3 separate regions of the Mus musculus genome follow, and regions 1 and 3 are each linked to region 2. A link is a loop called in an ENCODE intact Hi-C map of the cell type or tissue named here. Cell type or tissue: heart. All regions are shown on one strand.

Region 1 (8,000 bases), 370 kb before region 2:
ATTTTATCCTACCTTCCTAACAACAGCAACTGTTTTCCTGGGGTTTGGAAGGAGGAGGCTCAGGGTATTTGGGGGAGTTCTCTGGCTATGTTCTCTCATCACCCTGGCGGAAAGAATTTGGAAGTTAAAAATTGTTAGTCTTTTTAAACAGCCATTTTATTTCCCCCTCACGAGCCTGTTCCAGATATGCTAGGTAGACAACATTAAACTGGTTGAGTTGTGCCACCCAGCCTTTGTTCTTATTGGTCAGTTTATGGAAAAGCACTCGAATTACTCTTTCTCTAAGACAATGAAAAGAAATGTCAACGTGGCTCCTGATGATGGAATTTTTAGATGTAATTGTTTTCTATTTAGCATGTTTCAGAATTGATTTTTACGAATAGGGCTGCAGATTAACCTTTCTGTAACAGACTGGAAAAATGATCACTTGAAAACAGGGTGCCCCCTAATAGCGTTCTTTGTGGCAATCAGGGATAATCTGCTTGTGGGCAGTCATGTTATTAGCTCATTTCCTTAAGCTGTTTCTGAAACTCGTTATCTGATTGCCATGATGGTCCCAGCTATTGGGTTGGAGTACAGTCCCTTCACATGTAACTTTTTGTTTTTGTTTTTGTTTTTGTGTTTTTGCTTAAAGTAATTATGATAATGGTAATGGAAGAGATATTTCTGTGAGTACACAGTAGTGAGACTACAAGACAAGAAAATAGCCATTTGGAAGAACTCAGTTTTGAACTCTGCCAATGTGTTTAGAGAACTGTGTGCTTTGCCTAGATGAGATCTGGGCTGTCACCATTAATGGCATCCTTGGGTGAGTGTTTTATACGACCATTAAATTACTGTTTGTCCAGCATTTCCTCCTTTAGGAAATGAAGTGGTGTGCAGAAAATAAATTAAATAAATCCTCTCCCCTCCTTTTTATGGCCTTTGTGGTTTCCACAAAAACTTTTATTTCTGGGGACCTCAAAGTATATTTGCTGTTGGCAAATGTTAATGTTCTCTTACCTAAGTGATTTTAGAAGCTAATGGAAACCCGTTCTGTTAAACAGATAGAAGGACCTGTAATCTCTTCCCTCTTAGTATCTGCAGTAGTTTCTAAAGTTTTCATTTCCTGGGAGGATGGATGCAGACTTCTTGGAAAGAGGGACCTTATTCTGCCCGATTTGTTTTTACTGTGCATGGTGTTTCTGCAGTAGTTTATTTTGTAGCTTTCAGGATTATCAGCTGTCCAGACTATCTTGTCAGCAAAGAAAAAAATAGAAGAAATTCCAGACAAAGCCTCCCCATTTTCCATTTTCATCTGTGAAGAGTTTGGTAGACATATTAAGAAGTAACAAAGAATATCTAAGCAGCCCTGTACTAATTGGTGCTGCAACAATGTTTTTAATGGGTTCCCGTGGTTCTTAGAGAGGAGGTCCTTCATGCGGATACCCTGTATCCCCGTGGCCACAGAGGAATCCAAGCATCAGGGAGGGTATCCACTTAACCTGCTTGGGTCAGTCTGTTTATCAATATGCTATTTCCCTAATTATTCAAAGATTCCGTCCTGTGTGATATGGGAAGAATGTTTTATTTTTTCCTTCATGTTAAGAACTGGTTTTCATCTCTCAGATCTCTTTGATTATCCACCTGTTATGTTTCTTCCTTCAGAAGAAAACTAAAGAAAAGTTCAATTATATTATTTTGCATTACACTGGAAGATCGAGTGTAAAGGGGGACATTGTGTGATGTCAGGAAATGGTTCTTCATGTTAGCGGAGTAATTGCCCTCTGCTGTGGCTTTGTACCCCGGGATACAGGGTGCCCTTCAACGCCCTCAGTGATGATGGGCATAAAACAAATTGCGAGCGGTGTGTGTAGTGAATGTAGTGTGACTGCATTTTTTAATGTGTAAGTAGGCTTAGGTTTTTATCCTCCTTATCTTAAGCCCCCGTCAAGATCAAACTCACTCGAGCATTCACATCCACAATTGAATCTCACCAGCTTTTTTTCTTTAAGTTAACATCAGTTCAAACTCTCCCTACTGCTTCTGTCAATAGATCTTTTAAAGGCAGGCATTAGAGTTAAGTTTGCCTTTAGTGTTTTCCCCCCACACTGCATAACGTTGAGCCCAAGGGCTTCTTTTAATAGGCATTAGTTAAGGCCTAGAATTGGGTAGACATTTGTGAAGGAGACTTGAAGTTTGGAACAGAATTGGTCTTTATAGCTTTTCCATGGGGGGAAATCTTCTTAGGAGAATAAAGGCTGCCTGCTAATCTGCTACCATCTGGAGAATGAAGAAGCCAGAGGTTGTTGGCACCAGGTCACATCCCTTATGTAAACTGTCAAATTCTTTTCATATTAATGGCATATTGAGTTTAATCTGAGGGGTATCAGACAGAGCTTATTTATTGATACTCTCTCTCTCTCTCTCTCTCTCTCTCTCTCTCTCTCCTCTTGCTGACATAGTTTCTAAGTATTGTTACAATATGAGAGTATTGTAACACAGTGTAGCTTAAAAAAAAAAAAACCAGAACAAGGTTGGCTTCCTGAGAGATGGCGGACTTCCCTTGTGCTAGCACATGGCTTACTGTTGTGATGTTTGCAGAGGTGAATAACCTTCTCCACGGCTTGTCCAGCTGATAGCCACTGTACTTACCCCACATTTGAAATAAAGAGAGGCTGATTCTGGCTTTCCTAGAGAATGCATGTGTGAACATGGATGTGCAGTTTGGAGCCTTTGGACACGTGGAGCAACTGAAGTCATCCCAAGTCTTATGGGGGTCATCTACTGTCTAAGTGGTAACCAGTAAAAGTTCTTTGCATTTGAACATAATTATGAGAACCTCTGGCTTCCTGTAGACACAGGGTCAGGTAAACTACAGGTGTCTTGATAACTCTATTCAGAGAAGAATTATTCCCCAAACGGGTACAGATTGATCGGGTTCATTGTAAAATTGCTCAGTTCCCCCCTCTTATAAATAAAAATCAGCCCACATTGTCATTCTCACAGCTTTTGGTAGGTAAACATTTCCCTCATCAAGCTATTCCTGGGGATGCCTGCCTACAGGACCAGCTAAGGCAAGAGGTGAATAAAATACACTCTTGAATTAAATATTGTCCCACATCGGACATGGGGACAAAAACACACCTGACGGTCAGCAAGCGTTCTTCGAACTAGCACATACAAGGATAACTATAAACTGTTTCATTTGGGTAGTCTTCCACTTGCAGAAGAAACACAAAGAACTGAAAACTAAAAATTTCAGCAAACTGGATCCAATAAAGAGCAAACAACCCGTTTCGATGTATGGCAGTGTCTTTAAAATTCAGAAATAAGGGATCCCCCCCCCACCCCCCCCACCCCCGGTCCTGTATTCCATGGGCGTTTCTTCTTACCCCTTGGTTTCGTATGTAAACTAGAAAATGAAAACCAGACCCAGTGACCCAAAGGGGATGAAGCATGTTTGTTTTGTCTATTATATTTCTCTGCTCACGCCTAGATGCCTTGCATCCCTGTCCCCCGTGTTTGAAGTCGAGAGCTGGGAACAGACATGAGATTGAGGTCCCAGGGGGAAGCCAAGTTCAGCCTGAGCTGGTGAACTCTCGGAGACTAAGGGCATATAACTCCGAGCTAAAGACGCTCAAGTATGACGTTTCTGTCAGGAGTGCAGAGACCCGTGTGCCTCCACAAACAGGTTTTCTTTGTGGTAGTCTGAACCAGCTGAGCGCCGTGGCAATTTTCCTTGAGTAACTAGTTCCAATGGACGACAGCGAGTTTAAACACGAGCCCCAGATTACAAAGTGTTTTCTGCCCAAAGTGTTTTGCTGGAATTTTTTTTGGGGGGGGGGAGACGACGGGGGGGGGTAGTGTGCCAATATTGTGAAACATTAGCAGGGTTTTGTAAGAGGCCAAACATAGGACAAAATAGGTGAGAGGGGAAAGCGGAGACACTGGAAGAGCAGCTCATGAAAAAATGTCTGTGCACCTAGTAGCTCGCAAAGAAATAGGGGGTAAGTGGGGGATGGCGTGGGAACACAAGGCTGATTTTAGGTCACTCGCTGGCAAGGTGTTCTGTCTACTGTTCGAATGGGTTTTAATCCTAGGCTGCTGTGTCATGTGCTTGGGACCTTAAGTAATTACTATTAAGAATGTCACAATAAACCGGAGCCATTAGAAGGATAGTGGAGATTTAGTCCCATAGTCAAGCGCTATAAACATGTGAGTGTAATTTAGGAATCCTTTCTGCGGCTGGGCCCCATAAAATGGCCTCTTTCCTCCCTGGCTTTCCAACGTCTCACCTGCAAAGCAGTAATCAGCGTAGTCATTCTTTCCAGCCGCCTTGTAATTTATCTGACTGCAGAGAACCGTGACGGAGGTAGATTGTGGTTGGGGCGGTGACCCGCACCTTTTGCTCTTTTTGTGTGCTTTGCGAGGGACTCGCCCATCTAACCCTGCCGGATTCTCTGTGCTGTGCAAGCAATTCTGCCTTCTCTGGAGAGAGACCAAGAGGCGGAGTTCAGAGTGGCGGCCAGCAGGGGGCGCCCTTGCCAGATAAGAACAGTTTTTTTTTTTTTTTTCTTCCCCCAATACCAACATAGCACAAACATCACACAGTCGCTATCCTGTCCTTTTAAATTAATTTGGCTCAAGATTGGCCCCCAGAAACATTTTGCTTTGTGTTCCCAGCTCCCGGGCCACACCTGTCTGACAAGTTCTTCCACATCACTGTTTCCAGCTTCCATCACCTTAGCTGCCAAATGGTCACCTTTTACTTAGAAACTGGAGAGTGGTTTTTTTTCTCTCTTTCTATATCACAGGTCAAGCTGAAGGGCACAGTCACCTGCAGGGAATGGGACCAAGTATGTTCACTGAGCATTTTGCTGTTTTACATGAGCTCACCAAGAAAGAATGTCTCTACGAGGGAAGGAAAAACCTGTTTCCTTAGAGTGGCCCACAGCTTGTTTTCTCTTGTCAGGGTGATAGCTCTTTGGTTCCTGCCAGTGGGTATACACTGGGAAAGGTGGGAAAAGATCCTGAAAATTCCAGGGGTGGGCGATTCTTCTAGCTGGGAGGACAGTGTCTGATTCCTAAGGGTGACTCAGTACAGTAATTCTGACAGTCTAAACAGCACGCACACACACAAATACATGAGTGTGAATGTGTGGTAGATGACAGTCTATCAGGGTGGTGACTAGAGGAAGCATTTTGTTTCTTAAAAGCTTGGCTTCCATGAACTTGGTGCTGGACCTTTATTGGATAAAGTCCTCCCACCCAGCCAGACAGCCAGACGTCTGCACAGGAAGAGTTCCCAGTGCACACCAGGGCCTGTTACCACAATCTAATGCTTTATCGGGAGAGCCTTTTCTCGACTGCCCGAGCCACTAGGATCCTGTGCCCTCTGCTCTGCTGGAGGACGAGCTGCCCTGACACTAGAACGACTGCCACTCTGGCTGAGGTGAGGTGGAGGGCAGAACCTGCAGCAGGGGATGCTGTACTCTGCTTCAGGCTCTGAGCCCTCCTCTGCTCCCCATCCTCTGAGGCTGGCTCCAGTTTTCAGCTAGTCCTCAGGCAGCCGTGATTCGCAAATCACTGCTTCCTGTTACACATTCTAAAAGGGAAAGAACACAAGGACCTTGAGAGCAGGTACTTAGCGCCGAGGCAGCAAGGTGAACTCATTGAGTCTCGGGTAGCTTTCAGGAGTCTGTGCGCAGTGAGTTTGTTCAGATGTTTAGTAGTTGGCAGTTATTTGAGGACATGACGTTTTCTTGCTTTTCAGCCCCTTGCAAGTCTTTAACCATTTCAGCTATCTAAAGAGAGAGTCACAACTCCTTTATCTGTTGGTTCTAGTTTGCTCATGTAAATGGCCTGGTTAAGGTAGTCACACATGTGCAAAATAAGGCCTCAGAATTAGTTTACTAAAAAAAAAAAAAAAAAAGAATGGCATTTATTTTCTGTCCCGGCACCCTGCTACTAACAGAGTCATTTAATGCCTGCTTCTCAAGCTCTTCTTCATTTTAGAAGTCATCTTTAGATGATGTCTTTCCCTAAGCCTCATTGTTCATGAGTTATATTGTGAATCCATTTGGACACTGACCAGGAACTTGGTATAATTGCTCACACACAAGTAAAAGCTTTCTCTGTGTATTAATTAGTTGATATAAGGGATTAAGATGGTTACAGGAAAGGCCTTGCTGCTTCCCCGGGAATAGTTAGGCCAGGTGGGTGCCAAGGCTTTGTCCGATCCCATTTGCTCAGCAGGTTCCCTTGATGAAGGCACAGAACATGTACAGCAGCGGGACTCCATGAGGCAGGAAAACACAGGGTCTTTTGGATTCACTGTTTCTGTTGATATGAAATGTGGAGTATTAATCAAGACTAATTACAAGCACTGAGTTTAGAACAAACTGGAGGGCAGCTCAGGGCATGGTTATATCTGTAATCATGGGCTGTAAGGTACCAGGATAATTACTAGAAATTAGAGGTCCTTCAGTTTTGGGTCTTCTCAAAAATACAGGAAGAGTTTCTCTCCCCTACCAGGAGCTGGGCCTCTGCTCTGAACTTGTGTTAAACAGATACAACATCTTTGAAATATGCCTTACACACACTGTGTCAAAATTTAGAAGTTATAGAAAGAATCCAGATAGTTCTAGCCTATCCTTCTCCTCTTTTGAACTTGAAATAAAAGTTGGAATATATTTGGTTGGGGTAGAATTTAATAGTTCAGTGCCCTTTACTCAAAGACTGTTTCGTGGAATATTATATTTTTTTAAAAAGAAAATATCTACAGTCTTTTATATGAATAAGTTTACCATCACGTCTTTTATTTGAAAAACAGTAGTGTGTAATTGTTTCACAGTGTGGGTTTCAGACTGTAGCTGCCATTTCTGTGGTGGCCCCTGTGTTTTTAGAGGAACCTCCACATGCCTTTAATCCCAACACTTGGGAGGCAGAGGCAGAGGCAGAGGCAGAGGCAGAGGCAGAGGCAGAGGCAGAGGCAGAGGCAGAGGCAGAGGCAGAGGCAGAGGCAGAGGCAGAGGCAGGCAGATTTCTGAGTTCAAGGCCAGCCTTGGTCTACAGAGTGAGTTCCAGGACAGCCAGGGCTACACAGAGAAACACTGTCTCGAAAAACCAAAAAAAAAAAAAAAAAAAAAAAAATAATAATAGTAAGAGGAGCCTTCTAAAAAGCCACCTGCAAGAAGAGGAAGTAAGGGGGTGGGGAGAGAAGAGAAGGGGAGGGAAGGGGTTCATCTCAAGTGTAGGAAGCTCCGCAGCCAGGTTGCCTGCAGTCTGTTGCAGGTCTGTGTAGGTCTGTGTAGGTCTGCAGTCCGTCCTAACCGCACTAATGTCTGTGCTTAGAGAAGAAGCACAAAACTCTTGGCCCTGGCCCCACTTCTGCCCTCAAGGACAGGACCCCTGGCTCTTGTGGCTGTCGTCTTGTGTTCACGACAGCTGCTGTCTAATTTGCCAGGAGGTTTTTATGAGAAGTTCTTAAAGGAAATGTCATTTCTGTTAACTTCAATGGAGTTGGCTTTGGCTGTGAGCAGTCGGAGCTCTGACTTATATGTGCACTTGGGCCCAGACTGGCATTAAGTGGATGAGCAGAGACTTAAAGGTACATATGTACCACCCTCATGCTGGCACGAAACACAGTGGCATGCTTTATGAGTGTGTGTGTGTGCGTGTGTGTGTGTGTGTGTGTGTGTGTGTGTGTGTGCACACGCACATGTGCTCATGCTTAAGCTTAGAGAAAGGACTAGGTCAGTAGGCTGCAGGGAATTGTGGGAGAACTAGCAATTTTTATGACATCCTCTTTTGTCTTGACATGTCTAGAAACAGGTGGATTTATAAGAACACAGAGGGCTTATACTAATTTTATAAAAGTGAAGGGCTTTACATCTAAGATACACTCAATTTGTTTACTTGCGTGTGCGTTTGCTTGCTTGTTATTTGTGGTGCTGCAGGTTGAGCCCAGGTTCTTGAACTTGCTGTGTAAGTATACCATTTCTTCACTAGGCTCCAAG
Region 2 (8,000 bases):
TTATTAAAAGGACGTGAAGTTGTGGGTATAGGGAGGTAGGGTGGGTCTGGGACGAGTTAAGATAAGGAGTCTGTGTAAGTATGATAAAATTATCCAAGAATTAATACAATATTTGTTGTTAAATGAGCATGGGGTTCGAAAGCTGGCTCTGAAGTTAAGAGCACAGGCTGTTCTTTCAGCATGGACAGCTTTTCAGCAGCCACATGGTGGTTTGTGACTGTCTGCATCTCCAGGTGTAGGGGATCCTTATACAAATGATGTGAAGAAACAAATGCAGGAAAACACCCAGAAACCACATAAAATAAAAGTAAAAATCAGCAAGAGATAACTAATAAATATATACAAATTTGGAATAACTCTAGAAAAACTACTACAATGAAATATGTAATAATACTCCCTCAGAGCTTTTAGATTTCCTGAGACTTTCTCCTTACACTACCAACCAAGCATCCTTTTGTGATGGATGCGAAAGATCTTGTCCTTTTAGCTATCAAGAGAAATTGCTCACTTTGAGCTTCATGTTCAGAACACGCAGTGCCAGTTAAGAATAACAACCACTTAATTTCAAGCAAATTCTTCCTGTTTTAAAAATGACTTAATTGACATGACAGACTAGGGATGCATTGTTCAATGGCGCAATCCCATGCTGGCCCATTCTTTTTCCTATGGTCTTTATCACTGTTGCACAAGGCTTGACTTGTACAATTTTAACAATGTTCTCAAAACCCATACAGCAATGTAATGAACCCCGAGAAGGCTCTGCTGGCATCAGATGCTGAATAAGCAGACTCCAATTAACGTGGAAGTACTTTGTGAGCCACATCGGTACTCCAGAAACAAATTATATGGGTCGTTATTTTGCATTTTATTCTTTGAGATGAATATAAAGTAACAGATACCCAAGGAATGTCCTGAAATTCTAAAGGATAAATAAAACAGTATCTTATTTTGCTTTTGGATGAAAAGTTCGCCTATTATAATTATAACGTGTAAAGGACATGATACAAAGAGTTCCAGTGCTGCTGATTAAATCTGCAATTATGACTGCAGTAAACCTGACATAAATATGTGAACTCAAACATTATCCACCCAACTTCAGTTTAAAATACAAAGAGACTTTAACAAATGTTCTTAGCTTTATGACAGTCATTTTATGCCTATGGACATTAAAGGTAGAAATATCTTGACTTAGTTTTACTCTTTAAAAGTTAATTGAAAATTATAGATGGATTTTCTCATCATTGGGTGTAAAATAATTTTAAAACTTTCCTAATATTTTCCTTAATTTAACAGGACATTGTACAAGTGGCAAAGATTAGAAAAAGAATCACACTGCATTTCATTTCTTGAATAAAATGAAGACAAATGCAGAAATCATGATTCTACCAGAGTAAACATGCCAGGTAGACTGTAAATTTAAGCTGTCAATAGATTTCTAAAAAATGAATTAAAGGAAAAGCTGAAGGGAAGAAAATGTTACAATAGCGATAGTTTGGGGCCATTAGCTGCTTGAGTGATCAGTACCAGAAATAATAGAGGAGACAAGAAAATTTATTCATAGTGTCTCGAATATTGAAAAGATACTTGATGTCACAGAAATGTTAACTCTTAGGCTTACAAGGCAGCATCTGGCTGTTAATTTTATATGAATGTTAAAAAAGTATGGTTATTTATTTATTTATGTATTTATTTATTTTTGGATCACCCAAAGACATACATTTAAAAAGACACCTATTCTCTTCAGCGTTTGTTTCCACTTCAATAATGGGAACTCTAGCCGTGAATTCAGGAACAGACTGACCCTGTTGGATTTCCAAGGTTATACTGTGTCCATTGCTACAACAAACTATGTCAAAGGAATGATTACAAAATGTGTATTTTGGTAGATGGACATAATAATAGAAAACATTGTATCTTGAGTGGCATTGTACACGATGGAAACTCTGTTAACCTGTTAAGTACAGAGGGTATAGAAACAAAACCAAGTAGGACATTGAAACATTGAAACTGTGAGGAAACACCTTTGGATATTCAAAGGACCATGCAGATGTGTGTGTGTGTGTGTGTGTGTGTGTGTGTGTGTGTGTGTGAGAGAGAGAGAGAGAGAGAGAGAGAGAGAGAGAACTGCTCATATACTGTGGAGGTCTTAATGTCTTTGTTCTGGAAGGAAAGGAAGTTTTCAACCACAGCCACCTTCTCAGCCTCACCGCCCCCCCCCCCCCCCCCCCGTCAGGAAGCCCTTTGGCAGCAGCATAAGCTCTGAGATTCCAGGGCAACATTTGAATGGAGACTTTGGCTATACTTCCCAGCATTTGAATGGAGACTTTGGCTATACTTCCCAGCACATATTGCTCGCTGCAGAAGTCGATGCAGTCGTATGGTTGTCTCTGGGTGGCCATCTGTGGCCGTTCTGCACTGTGTCAGTGCTCACAGGGAGTCTGGAGTTCTTGCATCTTCAGAAGTTAAATGTTCAGACACACCTAATAGAGACAGTCTGCCATTGCTCCTTGGCTAGGCGTGAGGCTACATTGAGGATTGTTGTTCTTGATTTAAAGGACACGTTAGGAGGCTTTCTGCTTGAACAGCCTGAACTAGCCTCGCCGTGCTTCCTCTAGGGAAGTGTCTCTAGCCAACTTCATTCCAGTCTAGGCACTTTGTGTCCCAAACTCTTCACAAGGGCCTATTTTCTAGCCTGGGAAGCACCTACACCTAGGCTGGGCTCATGAGATTCAAGCCTTGGTTTCTGATGAAAACATCTGAAAAGGAGATATATCTTTCATTTGTAACAAAAAATAGAGTAAGAGTTGGGGTTTTAACTGCCGGAAGCCACTTGGTTATACTGTTAGAAAAATTGTCAAAACATTTTGTTTGTCTGAAAGCCAGTTCATAGTGGCTTTTCTATTTTGCAACTGTTTTCCTGACAGAGTGAACGCAGGCCTCTATGAGCTTGGCGTTTGACCTTGCTAATGCCATTAGCAAAGGACAAATGGTGTTTGCTAAAATTCTCAGAGTTTTGCAAAGACTAAGAGACTAATACAGTCAATATATTCTACTAAACTGTTAGACACAGACACTACACTTCATTTTAGCCAAAAGACTTGGAAGCAATAAGAACCAGGGTATTCTATTACCAAGGGTTGACAATGGATAATGGGGTCATCTCTGATCATTACTTTTGGTCAGAGATAGTAGTGACCCAGTATAGACTCGTATAGCCCAGCACTTACCCTCAAGGGCAGGAACCACACATTTATTTTATCTATAGTTTATTCCTGTCACCCAGCAATGTATGGGAAAACAGGAGAGAATAAATTTGGTTGAAGAGTGAACATTGGTGGCACAATACTGAAAGAGTCAACAAGGGGTGTATTTGTATCATCATCTGGCAAAGCTGGTAGTCAGGAGAAAAAGGCCATAAGTAGTCCTTTCACAATGGTGCGATGGCATAGGTGGATAGAACAGTCCACACCTAGAAGTACAGGGCACAGAGGTTTGGGCTCACTCTCTACTGTCAGGCAGAACATCCTTGCTTCTAAGCACGAGTACTTATTTGTTTTCAGTTCTTAGGACATCTAAATGTCTCATGTTTTAATTTATTTTGCCTGTAAAACTGTTAAGTATAGTATCTTATGTGTTGTTATGGAGATTAAATACATTAGTGAGTAGCCTATCTAAACAACCTAAACAACTGCTGTCACTTTTATTCTTTTTACTATTCCTCACATCACCACAAAGATTGCAGATATGTATATATATATATATATATATATATATTTATATTTATATAGAGAGTAAATATATATAATTGCTACACACACACACACACACACACACACACACACGGATTATATTTTTTTTACTTAATTTGCTTGACTTTAGCTCTCAAACCTATGCACATAAGAAATGACAGGGTACTCTACCAGTGCCTGACAAGTACAGAAGTGGATGCTCACAGCCATTTATTGGCTGGAGCACAGGGTCCCCAATGAAGGAGCTAGAGAAAGTACCCAAGGAGCCGAAGGGTTTTGCAGCCCCATAGGAGGAACAACAACATGAACTAACCAGTACCCCCCAGAGCTCCCAGGGACTAAACCACCAACCAAAGAAAACACATGGTGGGACTCATGGCTCTAGCTGCATATGTAGCAGAGGATGGCCTAGTCAGTCATCAATGGGAGGAGAGGCCCTTGGTCCTGTGAAGGTTCTATGCCCCAGTATAGGGGAATGCCAGAGCCAGGAACAGGAGTGGGTGGGTTGGTGAGCAGGGGAGGGGGTAGAGGATAGGGGATTTTCAGAAGGGAAACCAGGAAAGGGGAAAAATTTGAAATGTAAATAAAGAAAATATCTAATTTTTAAAAAAGAAGGAAAAAAAAAGAAAAGAAAAAGAAATGACAGGGTAGAAATTTTTTTTTTGAAAATGTAGAATCCCAGGTTTTGCTTTCAAACATTTTGCTCACCTAAGCCTGGGGTAAGAATAAAGGCTCAGTTTGATATGATTTTCGGATATGCCAGTTCAGGTGAGTGCTGGACATCGTGGGATAGCTGGACTCTGTGGTACATCACTGATTTTAAAACTGCCATGGGCTCTTCAGAATTCCAGATCCTCTCTCGTCCTGGGGCAGTGGTTGGTGAAGTCGGCGACAGAGCAGAGGCCCTGTGTGCACCATCATTTCTATTTGTAGCTGAGTGGAGTTGGCAGCGGGCACAGGTTGGCAGTGGCTTCCAACACACTCCTTGTCAAAGCACACACTGTTTCTGCAGCTGGCATCTATTCCCTGAACATCCCAATTATAACAGTATTACTGAGTCCTGTGACAGTCACACATTTCATCACCTTGGGGGACTGGACAGAACAGGTTTACCATGGCATGAATGCCCTCTTCCCCACTTCCTCTCAGATTCATCATTGCTTAGGAATCTGGTTAGTCTTGCTTGGCAGTGAGGGTTTGCAGTTCCTAATCAGGGATGTTTGAAGCCCAGAACATATCAGAGATTATGTATAAACTGCGGGCTGTAGAACTGCAGGATATGCCTGCTGTAAAACACTAGTTCTTTCTTTCTTTCTTTTTTTTTTTTTGAGGTATTTCCACTATTAAAATTATCACGGTAGTGATGATCACATGCTTTGTGCTCCTCTTCTGTGCCTCCGAGGTATGGTCTTCCCACTGCTGGATGCACATGGCTGACTCTCTCTAATATGATGGAACCGTGGGGTGCTTCTCACACTCCTTGCATAATGGAGGGTTTCGACTCCAGCACAGCCTTTTTCACTTAAGGGAAGTAAGAATGCTTAATGAAATAGATGTTCCATGAGAGTTATGAAATATCTCAGTGTATGATACAAACTCAAAGTACCTTTGCTTAGCAACCTGGTTTTAAAATGTTGAGTAGCAATTGGACACATTGGGACACATATATTGAGAATATCCATCTTTGTAGGTAATTACTGGCAATGTGTCTTGTTAGCTATATTTAATTGAGATATTGAAAAGCACCAGCATTTTTTTTTGTAGTCATCTTGTCATGCTTGTAGGATTAATATGTGTAACCACCACCACCACCACCATTTTCTTTCAGATCAGAATAATTAGTTGGTGTTAGCTACAAGGAAACCGTAATGGTAAAATCTGGACCATCAGACTGACTAAGATCAATATAAATAAGAATTACCAACAAAGCTAAATTGACAATAAAGGTAAACAACCTCAAGGCACAGTAAATCCATGTGTATGAATCCATACTATGAACTTGTTTTCTTTAAGCTTATTGCCCCAGGGAAGGGGGATGCTAGAGGGTTAAGGTGGGGGTGGGTAGGTAGGTAGGTGAGTTCCCTTTTAGAAGTAAAGGGGAGGGTGGATGAAAGGCAGTTTGCAGAGGGGAGTCCAGGAAGGGGGGCAGTATTTGAAATGTAAATAAATAAAATAATCAGTAGAGAAGATGATGGTATCATGGTTGGCAATGAGAGAAATCAAAACTCTGTAAAATAATCTGAGTGCTCTTTCCTTTGTAACTCAGGAGAGATGTAAGTATTTTGAAACAAAAAAATACCTAAAGATTATATACCTTTGATGTAAAGACAGGAACTTAAATCTTCTGAAGGAAGTTCAGAAAAATGAATTATTTTGCTACGAAAGAAATGGAGATCTGTGTTTAAAAAATTGTTTTTATTTGTTATTTTATTTATTCCCCTTCCCAGTTTCCTATCCACAAACACCCAATGCCCCTTCTCCCATGCTTCTATGAGGGTGCTCCCCCATACACCCATCTACTCCTGCCTCAGCACCCTACATTTCCCTATGCTGGATCATGAGCCTCCACAGGACCAAGGGCCTCCCCTCCCATTAATGCCAGATAAGGCATTCCTCTGCTACATATGCAGCTGGAGCCGTGGTCCCCTCCATGTGTACTCTTTGGTTGGTGGTTTAGTCCCTGGGAGCTTGGGAATGTGTGTGTGGGGAAGGTTCCTGTCCTCAAACACACCAGAAGAAGTCATCAGATACCAATACAGATAGATGGTTGTGAGCCACCATGTGGTTGCTGGGAATTGAACTGAGGACCTCAGGAAGAGCAGTCAGTGCTTTTAACCGCTGAGCCACCTCTCCAACCCAAGATGGAAATTTATGGTTAGCAATGTCCTTCCAAACCTAATTCTCTGTCCTCTGGCAGTCATTGTGTCCTCTTGTAGGTGGTCTATGTTCCAGTAAACTATCTTATTTCCATGCACATACAGGCAGCAATAACTGGACTCAGTAGGTTACACAGGGGAGAAATGAAAAGAGGGTATGAAGTTGAGAGGTGAAGTAGGCAGTGATTGGTAGGATTTGGATGAGGGGTGAGGAGGGAGGAGTTATGACCACAACTTAGTGTACAAGTGTATGAACTCCTCAAAGCATAGGTAACATTTAAAATATTGTAAGAAAATCACTATAACAAAGAACATTCTTCCCGATTTTACTTCAGTAAAAGCCAGGGAGAGCAAAAAGTGTCTTAACAAAGTTGTTCCATTTAGACTCTGAGCCGGTGTTATTTAGGGAACTGTTCCCGAGGGAAGGAATTGAGAGAGAGATTTAAAGTGTAATAGCACCTACAGCATTTGCGAATTTGTCTTGTGAGTGGCCGTGCGGGTGTTGGGAAGGTCACAGTGTTGTTCAAGGTCTCTCAACCCAGAAGCCTGTGATTCAGCCTCCTTGTAGATAGCACGGGCCCCTGGGGATCAAGCGATTGCTATGAGAAATTCCCTGTTCTCCAAGTGCCTCCAACGAAGAGGCTAAAATAGATGACAGGGCAGCTTCATCTGGACGTAGGGCCGAAGGAAAGAGCTTTGGAAAGGCTGGCGGCATGCCTGATGGCAGGTAAACTTCCTTTTGGAGGACTGCCACTTGGACATTGAAAAAGGAACATGACTGAAAGTTGCAGTTGGGCAGCCCCAAACCAGGAACCTGTAAAACAATGCCTTGTCTCAAGTCTCAGCCGTGACTATGAAGTCATCTTTGGCTTACACTGGATAGGACCTGTTTTCTTTTTTTGACAGTGATAGAGTTATTTACCATGTAAAGTTTAAATTCCTACTGTGACACATAAGCATAGAACAAACTTAGGCATTTTAACACTTTTAAACATAGAGTTTAGTAATATTAACTTCACTGGCATTGTTCCACTGCCGTCTCCTGAGCTGTTTTATTTCTCTACAGTAGAACTCTCTAGCCACCGAACAATGACTCCTGATCCCCCCCAATAGAGTGTTTCATAATTAATCCTAGTAGGATGCAGTGCATAAGAAGACACGTATTACTAAGCTTTCCAAGAAGGGAAATTTAATTATGATCATTCTACCTTAGAGGAAATGTGTGGCAATCCATCAACTGCAGAAAAGGGTTAATTATGACTACAAGTTCTGGAGTATAAGAGAAAGATGCATCCTAATTTGAAAAAAAAATTAATATTTTTTTAAACAAGAAGCACTCAAACATAAAGAGGTGATTCTGCCTCTCCCTTAGGAC
Region 3 (8,000 bases), 240 kb before region 2:
GCTAACCAAGTCATTCAGTCTGTTCCTCCGACTTTGGCTGTATAAGCTACTTGGTGATTTTTTTTTCTGGACCTACTCTTAGTCAATCTGTATATATGCATCAGGGATTCTGCCCCATGTACTTAAGAGGCCCTAAAACTCCAGATGGCTTAGAGCCTGCTCCCCAGCTTTGTGAGACTCTCCTGGGCAGCAGATGGAGTGAGAAAGAGTCTATTCTGCATTGTAAACGTGACCCACGTTAAGACCACACTGAGTGCCAGATGTTAATTCTTTATTTTTGTTTCAAAATCCCCGTTTGAAAACTATTTGACATGATCTGTGATGTGTCCGCCCTGTTAGGGCTCTGCTTGGTTAACAGGCTGACTTGGCCCCGCTGACATTGACATACTCTGGCTCCCTGCCTCAGGCTTCACTCGGGGCTTAAAAGCAATTAGACTGTCACCCAAAATACCCGGTCCCTTCCTAGAGAAGAGTCTTGTTTAGGTCTTGCCCATTTAATGCTTTGTTTCCTTTGGAGCTCCTCTGTCAAGCTAATAAAACAAAACTCCAAATGAGTTAAAACTCGGGAACAGAGAACATTTTGTGTGTCTTATGTCTGAAGCAGGTGCTGGTCACCGGGAATATAATTTTTCTTTTTTTAAATTTCAGACTAATGTGCCTAATATTAGACTAGCCACAAACTAGAGCTGTTTAAGATTCATACCTACCATTTGGTATGGGTAACTGATATCAGACATGGGACTTTAAAACGCACACACATAGCACTGAGAGAGAAAATCCAAAGTCACAAGTTAGTGTATTGCAATGCTGATGGATTCTTAGTATCCGGCCAGGAATATTGTATCTTATTAATATTACCAACAATTAATGAGAGTGGCCATGCCACAGAGCTCCTCACTAACAAAGCATGCACATCAGTGGATTCTGTTTGGCATTTTCATGAATGGATCAACACAGCCCTTAAATCTGGAAAGCAAATATTTCATCAGCACCTTACACGTCATGGGATGAAAAGGTATACGATGTAGCAGAAGCTGTTAGCACATGTAGCGCATATATATGCAGCTTACTCTGGACTGAATGTCATCTGCAAAAGAGTAAGGAGGACTTGCATATCCCTGAGATGCGCATGGAAGCAAGTTTTTCCTCTGCTTTGTGAGTCACCACTTCTCTCAGAAGAATTGGGAGTTGATGCTGGTACATTGCTGAGCGTGAAAGAGGGACACAGCCCAGTGCTGTCCATTACTACGGTCATCATCAGCTTCAACCCATCTGGTTGTGCTGAAACTATCTACAGGTCAAACGCTGAGAACCTGGTGTGAAAGTGGATTACCAACACACCCCAAAGAGTCCCCCGTTTTAGCCCAGAAGAGAGGGGGAAAGTTTAAAATTAGCAAAACAAATATTTGTTCAGCCCTCGGTGCTGCCACCACCGCCATTTATCTGTGCCAAGTTTCACTTGCTGTTTATATTTCATGCTTTAACCTCTGCAGGAAAAAAGAAAAAAGAACATCTTCAGATTTAGGGTAGGGACCATAAGGCTTGCATTCTGCGCCCCGAGAAAGAGCAGAAGGAGCCAGGGGGAGGCATGTTATGCAACAGGACTGCTGCTCTGCCCATTGCACAGAAGCACAGTAAAACACAGAAGCTTGCGTCTCTGACGGGGGGGGGGGGGGTGGGGGCCCATCAGGTCCTTTTGGGACGAATGAGAAATTCTTCTGGCTAACAGACACATCTTATTCTGTAGTTAGACTTTAAAATCAGAACTAGTGGAATTGAAAGGCAGCCGCTGTAGAGACGTACTTGCTCTAGACTGGGTTTAAAATTCGAGAGGAACCCTGAGCTGATAAATTTGCTTAATCTTCGATCATAAATCATATCCTTCTTTTGCATCTCAGTTCCAGAACATAATCCATTAGGTCGCCCCGTAATTAAGGAAGTGACAGCGCAGTCCTCTTCAAATAGGAATCACCTCCTGACATGTTAAAATACATCTAAAATGTAGTCGTCAGCCATCCGATTGGAGAGAGATAACATTTTCATTGTGGAATTCTTTGAGACACTACCCGAAGCGGGAAAAAGGGTGCCCCGAAGCTCCCTAACTTCTGACGGCACTGTCTCATTTCAATGATGCCGTTTCTGTACTTAGGGAGGGGAACCACTTCACTCAGGAGCCGCCTGATAAAATACCTCACTACGTATTTCCCTGGAAGCAGGCTCTCTGCTGTGCCAGCAACATATGCTAAAGGCCAATTTAGAATGTTTTAAATAGGCACCGTCCCCTTCCTTTTCCAGCTACTAAAATGAAATGCATTTGGGCTCCAGCAAAGGAGGATGGATCGAGAGCGAGCGGGGCATGCTACAGGAGAATGGGGCTGGAGGGATACTGTGCCTCTGCAGCACTGTATCCTAGAGCCCAGGATGCTGCCTGCCTCTTTTTTGTCTCTGTTTGCTCTCTCTTATCTGTCAAGATCCACAACACCGGGGCATATGGTCGAGGAGGAGGAAAGGTCAGTGAGGAAACAGCGCCCACTGACAAACGACAGCTGCGCCAGATCTATTTGCTTTAACAAAGAGTCACCAAAGGACAGGGTTAAGTTAAGAACTCCGCTGATAAAGAACCCAAAATCTCAAGGACTAGATGTTGCAGTACTCAGTGGCCCAGAGTGGAAAAGAAAGTGGTCAATAGGACAGAGATGCTATACCTCAAGCTGACTGGTGCCATACAATGATGCTCCAGTTCATATCTCAGTACACATTTGAGGGCACATTATTGAGAACTCAATGGAGGGACAGTCGTTGTGTCTTGTCTACATTTGATTTGAGTTTTGAGATTCAAGTCATGATTGACTTCTAACTGCACAGGTTAGCTAAGGGAAGAGATATTAACACTGGCTTTAAATTGGTGGTCAGGATTAAATTTGGCCATGTGTTGAAAAGTCAGCAGCCAAATTCTGTGAGACATATCCTCTCAAATGAATTTGGAGGTGTACGTCCCAGGTCTCCCTTCCTTCCTTCCTTGCTTCCATGGTCACTTTGCCTTTCCTTTAACCAGTAGGGTAGCTTCCATTTTCTCTAGCTTCCATCAAGTATATAATTGATAATTTATTATAATTGATAAATTACTCTGGGTATTGGGGATGATTAAAGGGGTTTAAATTTTGTGCTGAATTTTATTCTTTTTTTTTAAAGATTTATTTATTTTATTTATATGAGTTACACTGTTGCTGTCTTCAGACACACCAGTAGAGGGCATCGGATCTGTGAGCTACCATGTGGTTGCGGGGAATTGAACTCAGGACCTCTGGAAGAGCAGTCAGTGCTCTTAACCGCTGAGCCATCTCTCCAGCTCCAAATCTTATTCTTAGTCAAATGAAATGGACCTTTTGTGATACAGCTGACATCAATCCTCAACCAACCTACTGCTCCATTTTGCTAGATGTGTGAAATATATCTCTGCTGTAGAATATTATTGTATGTTGTGTAGAACAACGAGCTGCCACGTTGTTCGACACAACATACAATACAGCCTGCTCCCAGGGAGGAACAGGGGTCATCTTTCTAGATGTGTGAGATGTTTCTGGCTCCTGAGATGTTTACACTGTGAGAACAGTTACGACGGTGTTTTCTGCAGATGAAATCTCCTTACTAAGTCTGTTGAGTGTTCATGCTACTGTGCTATGAACCGGAGATAATTTAGTGGAAGAAGAACGACTGCGGTCTTATGGGTGGGCTGCCAGATAGTATAGTTCCTAACCAGATACAAGGATCTCAAAGGCCACTGCGGGACACAGTGGTAAAATTAGAGGAAGTAAAAAAAAAAGAGGAGACATTTGCAGGGAAAGTTCTAGACCATTGGCTAACCTGTTAACGAGGTGGCTAGGTGCCCCGGGGCATCTGTAAATATTGGCATGCAAAGTCTTTCTAGAATCTTTCTAGATGTGTATTTCTGCTTTGATGTGAGCTCAAGCTCAGGAAAGCTGTTTCCTGGTGGAGAAAGATCCCTTTATGTGAATGGCTGCTGGGCCTGAGAGTGCTTCTTTCTGGGAAAGACGAGAATGTGCAGGAGTTAAGGGCTTCCCCTCAGCTGCTGGCTTAGGATTTTGGAGTCAAGTGAGTAGGCAGGGAGGAGAAGCAGGGCTTGACTTCTATTGGTAGCACCGTGAAGTGAACTGGTACCCACACTTCTAAGAGGCTGCCATTGTAAGAAGGGAAGCTGCTGTAACTGTGGAGCTGTCCCACTGTGAGGCCCTCGTGGTTACAAAGATGCTTCAGAACATGTATGACTTGGGTTCTGATTTTAGCCCCACTACCTATATACTGTGAAACATGAAGCTAAGAGGATAATGTCCTCTCTGGATGTTGCCCCTGATTGTTAATGTAAACATGTTCTAACTACTCATTCTAGTTGTTTTGAGTATTTCATAGTATATGTATCTCATAGATGTAGAACACACGCAAATCTCGAGGACAGCAAATGCTTGTTATGTCAGTGAATGGAAAAGAGGACTGGAACCCCAACAAGAATTGTCTCTCTAGGGACTGTGAAGCAGACCTATGGACATGGCGTTAGCAATTTAATCTCTTAGGAAATGCTAGCTCCCAGGTCACTTTCCCCTCTACCTTTTACTAGCTAGGAAATTGGGTATGTCATGTGATTCCCTAAACTCCGTTTCTTTGCCTTTGAATGGATATAACAACAGTGGGGATCCTGTGGTGCTGTGATGAATGTTAACTGAAATAATGAATGTCACACAGAGAGTGCTCAGTGTTAAGTCATGCTCGTGAGTTTCTTCCCAGTGAGAAAGCCATGACCACTTTGTATCCAATCGGGAGGGCTTGGTATAAAATAAGGATATCTCATGCTGTCTTTCTCTTTTATACTTGAGCACATTATACAATAACTTTCATGTATTTCAGTTAGTAATTGTTTGTGTATACACACACACACGCACATCTTATTCTTTGACATGCAGTAGTAGACAAACTTGTGCAAATGAAAGATTTGTAACCAGACAGACAAGCCTATAATCCTATCACGCAGGAGGCAGACACAAGAGGTTTAGGAGTTCAAGGCCATTCTTGGCAACAGAGCAGATTCTAGCATAGCCTCAGCCACCTAACACCCTTGTCTGAAAAGACAGACAAGCAAGGAACTGAAGCAGAAGTGTGAATTGACTATGATAGATTATTGTCTTCGGATATTGATCGGAGAGTAGGAATATTAGTCTGTAGAAGAATCACATGTTTAAAATAGAACCCTCAGTAATGTAAGCATCTCACATAAAAGCACACTATCCCCTGAAGGGAATACCAGTCAACCCAGTGTGGAGTGGGTTTTCAGTTCCATAGTTTTGCTTCCTTAAGATTCTAGTAACATGGACAGGGACAAAGATGGAAAAGATGAACTGAGCCTGAAATAATAATAGTAATAATAATAATAACAACAACGTGACAACGTGGTTTTTAATTGTAGAATAACAGAATTACAGAATAAAGGAATAACAGGGTGTGCCCAGGTAGCTACAGTTTTCATTTTCAATTTAAGCACTTTCACATGCTAGTCAAGCTAGCATGAATGACACTTAGGGAGAGGAAAAAAAACTTCCCCCTTGAATGTCTTTAAAATCTGTAATAATAATATAATAGTATAAAGTGCATCTGGGCATCGCCTTCTGCTGCAGTTCTTGTCTGGCGTTCGTCCAATGCTGTCAGGCTACTCTTGAGTGGTGATGATTCATAGCCCAGCACCTTTTATCTGAACACTGCAATGTCTTTTCTTTGTACTTAAGCAGTGATGTTACCTTGATGTTCAGAAATCTTTTAAAAGCAAGTCTTCCCTTGTGTCTTGACAAATCATTGTCCACCAGTAATGAAGAAGAGGGAAATGCGCGAGCATTCTAAACACAAAGAAATAAACACGTATGGCGTATGGCTCTCTTTGCAAGAAGTGGCCCACGAGAGAGGATTCTCATTGAAATGCAGATCCTCTGATGAAACCTCAGGGTTTTCTTCCTATGCCTCCTCCTCCTCCTCCTCCTCCTCCTCCTCCTCCTCCTCTGAGACTTGAGGGTCCTTGGGAGGCCAGCAGGACAGATTCTCATTGTTATCCTATCTTATTCATTGGGAAACTGAGGCTCTGGATGATGTATGACGTCATCAGATCCGAGTCTTAAAGCCAGTTCTGCCCACTCAATGAGTAGAACCATCACTTTCCCCTTTAAACAATGCTGTCTCTCCAAAGGGAATCTTTGTCAGAGAGTATTTAGCATTGAGGAGAAAAGTAGTCTTATTTCTCCCAGGTTGAACATTAGTTCCTAAGTGCTGAAAGTCTCATGAGTGGGTCCTACATTTTAAGAACTCATTGGGAAACTGGGGGGCGTGGGAGGATCCTGGAATGAGAAGGAGTCTGGGAATCATCCCAGAGATAACCAAAGGGACGAGGATTTTCACGTGTGGGGAAAGCGAAAGGAGAATCCAGAGACTGCTGACATCTCGGAATGTTTTATAGACTACCTTGCAGAAGAAGAATTAGATTCGCCCTTTGTAACTCCAGGCAGCAGAAGTCGGATCAGTGGGTAGGAATTACACAGAAGCAGATTTATGCTCAATACAGGAAGAAAGTTTCTAACATTTAGAGATGTCCAAAAATGGAATTGACCCGCTCATCATCACTGGGAAGTGTTCATGTGAGACTGACTGTCCGGCATGAAGATTATGGCACTTTATGAGTGTTGTATTTCAGCAGGAACACAGTTTTATGGTGAACCTTTCTGAGGGCTTAGGGAAGAATTTCCTCAGGAGCTAAAAACAAAAGCTTTTTTTTTTTTTTTTTTTTTTTTTTTTTTGTATGCTTTCCTGCCGCCATGACTTTAGGCTGAGAAAGATTTACCCATATGATTCCTGATTCCCACTTCAGTATGTCCTGTGAAATACATTTCAGCTGTTTGGAAGAAGTCATTAATTAAAACAGAGAAGCCATAGTTTTATAAAGTTAAACTGAAGCGGGATTTGGTACTCGCAGGGGTGATGTGTGTGTGTGTGTGTGTGTGTGTGTGTGTGTGTATGTATGTATGTATGTAAAATGTTTCAAATCAGGCTATAAATCCTAAGCGTTCAGTGAAGACTTTTCATACAAAATGTTTGATCTCCAAAGTTATTGAAGGATACAAGTGTAGATTCCGAGCAGAAACACCTCCCGGTATGAATTACCGTGTTCTTTCCTTCTGTTTCCAACAGATTCCAGAGGGGTGACTACCACATTGATGTCTGTATCAATGACTACCTGGATGTTTTCTGCCCTCACTATGAGGACTCTGTCCCAGAAGACAAGACTGAGCGCTACGTCCTGTACATGGTGAATTTTGATGGGTACAGTGCCTGCGACCACACGTCCAAAGGGTTCAAGAGATGGGAATGTAACCGGCCTCACTCCCCAAACGGACCGCTGAAGTTCTCGGAAAAATTCCAGCTCTTCACTCCCTTTTCTTTAGGATTTGAATTCAGGCCAGGCCGAGAGTATTTCTACATCTGTGAGTACCTGGAGATTTATTACGTTGTGGGGCAGCTGCAAAACTCTTGACTGATTTCTTCTTCTTTTTTTTAAACCTGTGTTTTGGAGAATTGCACAGCTGGACTCTGTGTTACAGATGTCTCCTTGTGAACACATACATCATGATCCCTAGATACATTAGCTGGGAATTGAGAGCCCAAATTAGATTAAAGCAACGGCACCTCTTCCTCTATGAAACCCCGTGTCAGCCTGTGCAGTGAACCACTGCCGACATTTATTTCTTTTAAATGAAAATTGCCAGGACTATTTTTCTTTTTTTAAATCTTGGAGAAAGGGGAAAAAAAAAAGATTCCTGGAAATAAAAAAAAACTGAAGGAAATAATTAAATTTACATAACTTGGAGTCATTGCTTTCTTATTCAGGTGTCAGCAACATCCTTTCTTTCAGCCAGGCACAGTTTAAGTGGAGAAAGGCCTAGCTCCTGCAA

What was found. A loop is a pair of places that touch in the nucleus more often than their neighbours do. Peaks named below come from ENCODE experiments on the same cell type or tissue, not always from the same donor. Only the 100,000 strongest peaks of a DNase experiment are listed, where the experiment ranks them.
Region 1: it touches region 2 in a loop (2.5-fold over the local background); 2 of 42 quality-filtered maps call a loop at or near these places.
Region 3: a loop joins it to region 2, with 2.1 times the contacts of the local background. A loop is called at or near these places in 3 of 42 quality-filtered maps.

The regions. Positions count from the first base shown.
Region 1 is chr17:62,780,620-62,788,619 of GRCm38, reverse strand. The region is part of intron 1 of Efna5 (ephrin A5); the gene reads left to right. Gm52303 (a long non-coding RNA gene) reads right to left here. Exons shown (of 2, transcript XR_003952355.1): 1 at 4,278-8,000. It overlaps Gm46583 (a long non-coding RNA gene), which reads left to right. Exons shown (of 2, transcript XR_001782160.2): 2 at 1-8,000. Among named protein-coding and RNA genes, the nearest start is that of Gm46583, 6.0 kb to the left of the region's middle. In heart, a CTCF peak has its summit at 4,491 (motif pointing right); DNase peaks (open chromatin) are centred at 4,459 and 5,419; H3K4me3 peaks cover 958 bases; H3K27ac peaks cover 1,678 bases.
Region 2 is chr17:62,412,163-62,420,162 of GRCm38, reverse strand. No RefSeq gene overlaps it. Among named protein-coding and RNA genes, the nearest start is that of Gm25800, 41 kb to the left of the region's middle. In heart, no CTCF peak of the experiment used is centred here; DNase peaks (open chromatin) are centred at 4,732 and 7,272.
Region 3 is chr17:62,650,374-62,658,373 of GRCm38, reverse strand. It overlaps Efna5 (ephrin A5), which reads left to right. Exons shown (of 5, transcript NM_207654.2): 2 at 7,240-7,532. Among named protein-coding and RNA genes, the nearest start is that of Gm52303, 120 kb to the left of the region's middle. In heart, a CTCF peak has its summit at 3,236 (motif pointing right); no DNase peak of the experiment used is centred here; H3K4me3 peaks cover 551 bases.